2 separate regions of the Homo sapiens genome follow, and region 1 is linked to region 2. A link is a loop called in an ENCODE intact Hi-C map of the cell type or tissue named here. Cell type or tissue: PC-3. All regions are shown on one strand. Links, peaks and the distances in the headings refer to the core of each region. The heading gives the core; the rest is flanking DNA. Region 1 overlaps HPSE2 (heparanase 2 (inactive)). Region 2 overlaps PYROXD2 (pyridine nucleotide-disulphide oxidoreductase domain 2).

Evidence for each region. A loop is a pair of places that touch in the nucleus more often than their neighbours do. Peaks named below come from ENCODE experiments on the same cell type or tissue, not always from the same donor. Only the 100,000 strongest peaks of a DNase experiment are listed, where the experiment ranks them.
Region 1: a loop joins it to region 2, with 6 times the contacts of the local background. A loop is called at or near these places in 1 of 110 quality-filtered maps.

Annotation. Positions count from the first base shown.
Region 1 is chr10:98,459,651-98,462,451 of GRCh38, reverse strand. It overlaps HPSE2 (heparanase 2 (inactive)), which reads left to right. Exons shown (of 12, transcript NM_021828.5): 12 at 2,713-2,801. Among named protein-coding and RNA genes, the nearest start is that of HPS1, 14 kb to the right of the region's middle. In PC-3, for the core only: no CTCF peak of the experiment used is centred there; a DNase peak (open chromatin) is centred at 1,461; H3K27ac peaks cover 465 bases.
Region 2 is chr10:98,403,579-98,406,379 of GRCh38, reverse strand. All of the region lies in intron 4 of PYROXD2 (pyridine nucleotide-disulphide oxidoreductase domain 2), which reads left to right. Among named protein-coding and RNA genes, the nearest start is that of MIR1287, 9.7 kb to the right of the region's middle. RefSeq lists an enhancer at 1,410-1,459. In PC-3, for the core only: no CTCF peak of the experiment used is centred there; DNase peaks (open chromatin) are centred at 1,729 and 2,109; H3K4me3 peaks cover 1,421 bases; H3K27ac peaks cover 2,225 bases.

The DNA.
Region 1 (2,801 bases), core at 271-2,770, 56 kb before region 2:
ATCCCAGCATTTTGGGAGGCCAAGGCAGGTGGATCGCTTGAGGTCAGGAGTTCGAGACCAGCCTGGCCAACATGGTGAAACCCCGTCTCTACTAAAAATACGAAAATTAGCCAGGTGTGGTGGCACATGCCTGTAGTCCCAGCTACTCGGGAGGATGAGGCAGGAGAATCATTTGAACCCAGGAGGCAGAGGTTGCAGTGAGCCAAGAATGCACCACTGCACTGCAGCCTGGGCAACAGATCGAGACTCCATCTCAAAAAAATAAATAAATAAAAATAAAAAGAACAACAACAACAAAAACACCATATCTTAAGTATATGGTTCATTATGCTTTCAAAGCACTTTCATATTTCTTATTTCATTTCTTTGGTGCCTATATAACGTTCTTACAGATGCAAAAGCTACAGGGCAGTGAGGTTAGGGGATTTGCCAAAGCCATCTAGCTAGTTAGCAACTTGGCTCCTGGAATTCGAGATTTCAGTAGAGAATCTTCACCATGCTTCCTGGTTCTACTCTTAGCTTTTTAACCAACCAATAAAGAAACCAGAATAGGGCCTGTTCCAGGACAACTACTCCTTATTAGTATAGATTTTTAAAGGTTTGCTAATCACACGTTGTTTTGCACTCCCCAGAACCCAAAGATGTCAATACTGTGGGATCATCTGAATCTAAAAGGGCATTACCTAATTCTTCAGAAGAAAGGTTTGCACCTAATTCTGTATATGGGAGAAACCATTGAAGGTTTTCTAGCAGAGACCTGATATAAATTTGAGTATGCCTTAGAAAGATTAATCGGTATTATTGAACTCGTGTTTGACTGTGCTTATATCTGGGTGATAGATATTCATAGCACCTGAAACAAAATAATGAAAATACACTGTGAAGACCCATCTGGGCTTCTTTTGTAACTGAACCACTCTCCTCACCCTGCCTTCCACTCCAATGAGTAGGCTGTCTTCACTACAGAGGGTCACTTCTCATATTTGGAAGCAAAAGCTCCTTGCATATCTGATGCGGTCAACACTGACCTTCAGATCTCAATTCTCCCACCCCATGCCTTCCAGAGGCAGGCCTCGCTCTCCATATAGAAGCCTCCTACTCACTTATTCACTCAGTCATTCTAGCAAAGGGAGGGGGCCTGCTCCCTCTGGCCTATCAGATCTGGACCTAGCCCAAACTTACCCATGTGGGGCCAGGCCTGGATCTCTTCTCTGCCTAGCTCTCCATTGGGAGCAATTTACAACACACTTATCTCTGGGAATTCACTGCTCTATTGGGCATGGGTCTGATTATCTCTCTCTAAAGCAGTCTATCATTCATAGCACAGAAGGAACACTAAACAAAGACCTCTATATCAATTTATAACATTCTATTCTCTTTACAGCTCAGATGATGTCACGGCAATGTTATCACACTGGAGGTTGGGCAAGGCCCAGAAACAGTCATCACTATGCAATGTTGATTTTCTGAGGGTGACTCACAACCTTATTTCCAGCTGGTGGCCTGTTTCTGGCCTTTTCTGCTGACCCATAAAACTAAGCTTCCACCTGGGTGCATGGCTGTCAGGAACAGCTGGAACATTATCTGGATTCTGGTACCATAGGTCAAGGATAGGTGGCATTTCCCTCTATCCAGCATAAGATGAGCTGTTTCTCTTTTCTAAGTTTGCTATGTATGTAGTCCCCCTTCTCAGGGTGAAAGTGGCTGGCTATACAGAAAGGATAAAAGCAAGATAGATGAATTGTGATCACAAATGCCTACTTTATCACTTACTTTGCTGTTTTGCTAAATGGAAACATCTGTTAATATTAAATATGAAAACTCATTTTTTGTTTTTTTTAGGGACAGAGTTTCTCTGTCACCCAGGATGGAGTATAGTGGTGTAATCTTGGCTCACTGCAGCCTCAACCTCCCAGGCTCAAGTGATCTTCCCACTTCAAACTCCTGAGTAGCCACCATGCCAGGCTAATTTTGCTTTTATATTGTTTGTAGAAATGGGGTCTCGCTATGTTGCTCAGGCTAGTCTCAAACTCCTGGACTCAAGCGATCCTCCCTCTTCAGCCTCCCAAAATGCTGAGATTATAGGCATGAGCCACTGCACCCAGCCAAAACTCATTCTTAAATTAGAAAAAGTAGAGGTGTTACCTATGTCTCTGTCTCCCTTCCGTATAACCTTAGACAAGCAAGGTAATGTCAGTTATCTAATCTGTCAAGTAAATTAATGAGATATGAGTTAAATAGATTTCTGAAGTCATCTTAAGCCCATGTATCATTCCACAGGTAAAAACTCTTTAGGTGGAAAAGTCAAACTGAGCTGATATTGTGATTTTTAAAAAATAGGAATGAAACATTCCAGCTTCTGCATCACAGACTTTTCACTTGTCTAAATGTGTCTATGGAGGTAGACTACCTGGGTTCAAACCCTGGACCTCCAAGCTGTGTGACTTGGGACAAGTCACCTAGCCACTCTAGATAAAATGGGGATAATGATATTAATAGTTACTTACCTCAGGGGAGTGGGGGGGTTGTTGGGATGTTTGAATGAGTTATTAAAGTAAAGCACCTAGGTCAGAATCTAGGGCATAGCCAGTAACAATAAGTGTCAGCTGTGTGTGTGTATCAGACACTGCCAGGCCATCTGGGGCTAGGCTTTGTTGCAGTGGCTCCCTTATAATGCAATAATGAGTCCCATACTGTTTTTCCTCACTGTAGGTCAGTGCAACTGAATGGCCAGCCCTTAGTGATGGTGGACGACGGGACCCTCCCAGAATTGAAGCCCCGCCCCCTTCGGGCCGGCCGGA
Region 2 (2,801 bases), core at 272-2,771:
ACCACTTATTCATAGTGGCAGATGTTGGGGAGCAGGGACCCTCCTTTTGGCAAACCTGATTTAAGAGACTAAGAATCACAGAATGGACATTTTCACTTGATTATTCTCTTTCTTTAAAAAACGTTACTTATTTGAAATGGTATTTGTCATAGTGTTCCTTGAACTAGAAGCTCCCAAGTGAACTGAGTAGATGCTTTAACCTCTGCCTTGGGCTGCAGTAATAGGAGTATGGAGCTCAGAGCAGGGAGAAAGCAGTCCTGTTGTGTGATACGCAGGACTCACCCCATCTGGAGCACCTTGTTTTAACAGGACATTGACAGCCTGGAGGGCATTGACAGGAGGACAACTAAACTCCTTCCAGGAATATTGTCTTTCCAAAACTATAATGGAGAGCGTTTATTTTACCAGCATCACATCTTGGGCTATGACCTTAATGTTCTATCTCAATTGATCCTTACCTGTAAGTCAAGAGCCATGTTATAATCAGGGAACTAAAGTTCAGGGGTTAAATTCACACAGCTAGAAAGTGATGGAGAATTCAAGCCAAGGCCTGACTGTCTCCTACTCCTTGTTCTTGAGCTATGATGCGCTCAGGCCTCTTGGTACCAATACCGCCCAGACTCACACGTCTCTGGCTCTTGGTACTTTGCGGTGAACGTGGTGATAGAGTGCCCCTGGCAGCTCCAGCGCAGTGTGCACAGAGGCTGAGACTGGAGCTGCTGGAAACCGGCCGGCTGCGTCTGCCTCCCTGCTCCACAGCTCACCAGCTGCGTGATTTCACCACGTGGTGCCTTCTTTTCCTCATCTGTAAGAGGGAATAGTAACAGCAGCTGCCTCCTAAGGCCACATCAGCACAGTGCCTGGTGCACAGAGGGCTCAGTACTTGTCGCTATTATTATTACCCCCATTTGGCACTTGAGAAAACTGAGGCTCCAGAAAGACCCATGGCTGGAGACTACTCACCCACCCTGCCACTTATAAGGCTGTATCCAATTAGAGTGAGCCCTCAACTAAAGTGAGAGGCTTGGCTTTGGCACCACTGCCCCTCCTCCCCTCCTTGAGCCAAAGCACCCTCCACTGACCCGCTGTGGTCCCCACCAGGGCCTGCCTCCCCTTCCTGGGTGTTAGTTTCCACAGCTGTCAATGCGAGCACTGACTTGGATCACCTCCCGGTTCCATCCACCTAGTAAATGAGTTTGCTTTTGCAGCGGCCCTGCGCTGGATGATGGAATCCAGGCTGGAAGGGCAGAGCCTTTGCACTGGTGGAGAAGGGGGTGTGGAGGGGGGCTTTTCATCCCCTTCAGCCATAAGCCACCTTCCCCATCTCCCCCTGGGCCAGCCTTGACCTCACTGCCAGAGGCAATCCCATCCTCCCTCCCCTCCCTCACTGACCTTCTGGGTCTCACTCAGCCTTATTCATTTTGCTCTTGCTTTTCTCCTGGAAATCTCTCTAAGGTAGGGCTCTAATTTGCAGGGCCACAAAGTATGACCTGGGAAACTGCTGGGGAAACTGCTGGGGAAACCCCAGGGGTTCTTGCTCACGAGTCTGATTCTGTGGCAGTGGTGGGGCCCAGAAACGGTCGTTTTTATGGCATTCTCAGGTCATTCTGAAAGAGGAGGCCCCCAGAACATAACTTTGAGAACCACACCCTTTAAATCTCTTGTATCTCTGGTCCTTTAGACACACACACAGATACACCCTTCACACACACACACCCTTTCCAACAATTTCCACCCAGGATGACTGTGCATGCTGAGAACTCTCATGGGGTAAATAAAAGAAGGGTTTGCTTTCATTTTGTTTTTTTGGGTTTTTTTTCTGTTTTTTAAGAAAAAAGCTTCATAATCCGAACAAATCTTGTGGATATAATCTGATGGTTATTTAACATTCCCCTTCTCATTCAGACTCCACATAATTAAACCTATTGTTAAAAGAAAAACCTTCACTAAATTAAATTTAATAGAGTTTAATTGGGCAAAGAATGATTCATAAATGAATCAGGCTCCCGAGCTGGAGTATGCTCACAGTCTCCAGCACAGCTCCATGGTAGAAGAAGATTTATAGACAGAAAGTGAAAAGTGATGTACAGAAAATGGAATTGAGGTACAGAAACAGCTGGATTGGTTACAGCTCAGTGTTTGCCTTATTTGAACGCAGTTTAAACAGTTGGTCCCCTTTGATTGGCCAAAACTCGGCGATTGACACAGAAGTAGGTTACAGTCTGTTTACGCCTCCTTCTAGGTTATAGTTCACTAGGAACAGAGAAACCTTTAGGTTGAGCTTAAAGTATTTAAGGAGGCAGCTTTAAGCTAAATTTGATTTAACACCATTAAGAATGACAGAGCCTCCATTTAGAAGAGCCTCCATTTAGGTTTCATTATGAATCAAATGAAAAGTGATTCATAGTCAATTAGTTATACTTAAAATAACTTTTGGATTCCTCTTAGGTCCCTGATTTGGAGGGTTTATTCGTTCATTCAGTCCATGTTTCTGAGCACCTGCTATGTGCCAGGCACTGAGAGAAGCCCTTGGGTGTACGGCAGTGAACTAGGAAGGCAAGGACACTGCTCTTAGGCAGAGAACTTCAGGGAGAGTGCCAAGAAGAAAAGAAAAGAAGGCAGCATTAGAGAAAGAGAGTGGAGATTCCAGCCTAGATGGTGACCAGGAAGGACATCTTCCTCAAGGAGGTGACATTTGAGCTGGTATTCAGGTACCAAGAGGTCACCAGCAGCAGCCATGTGGACATCTAAGCAGTCTCCAGTCAGAGGGAAGAAGAGAAGGACCCACCCAGGCAGGCGTG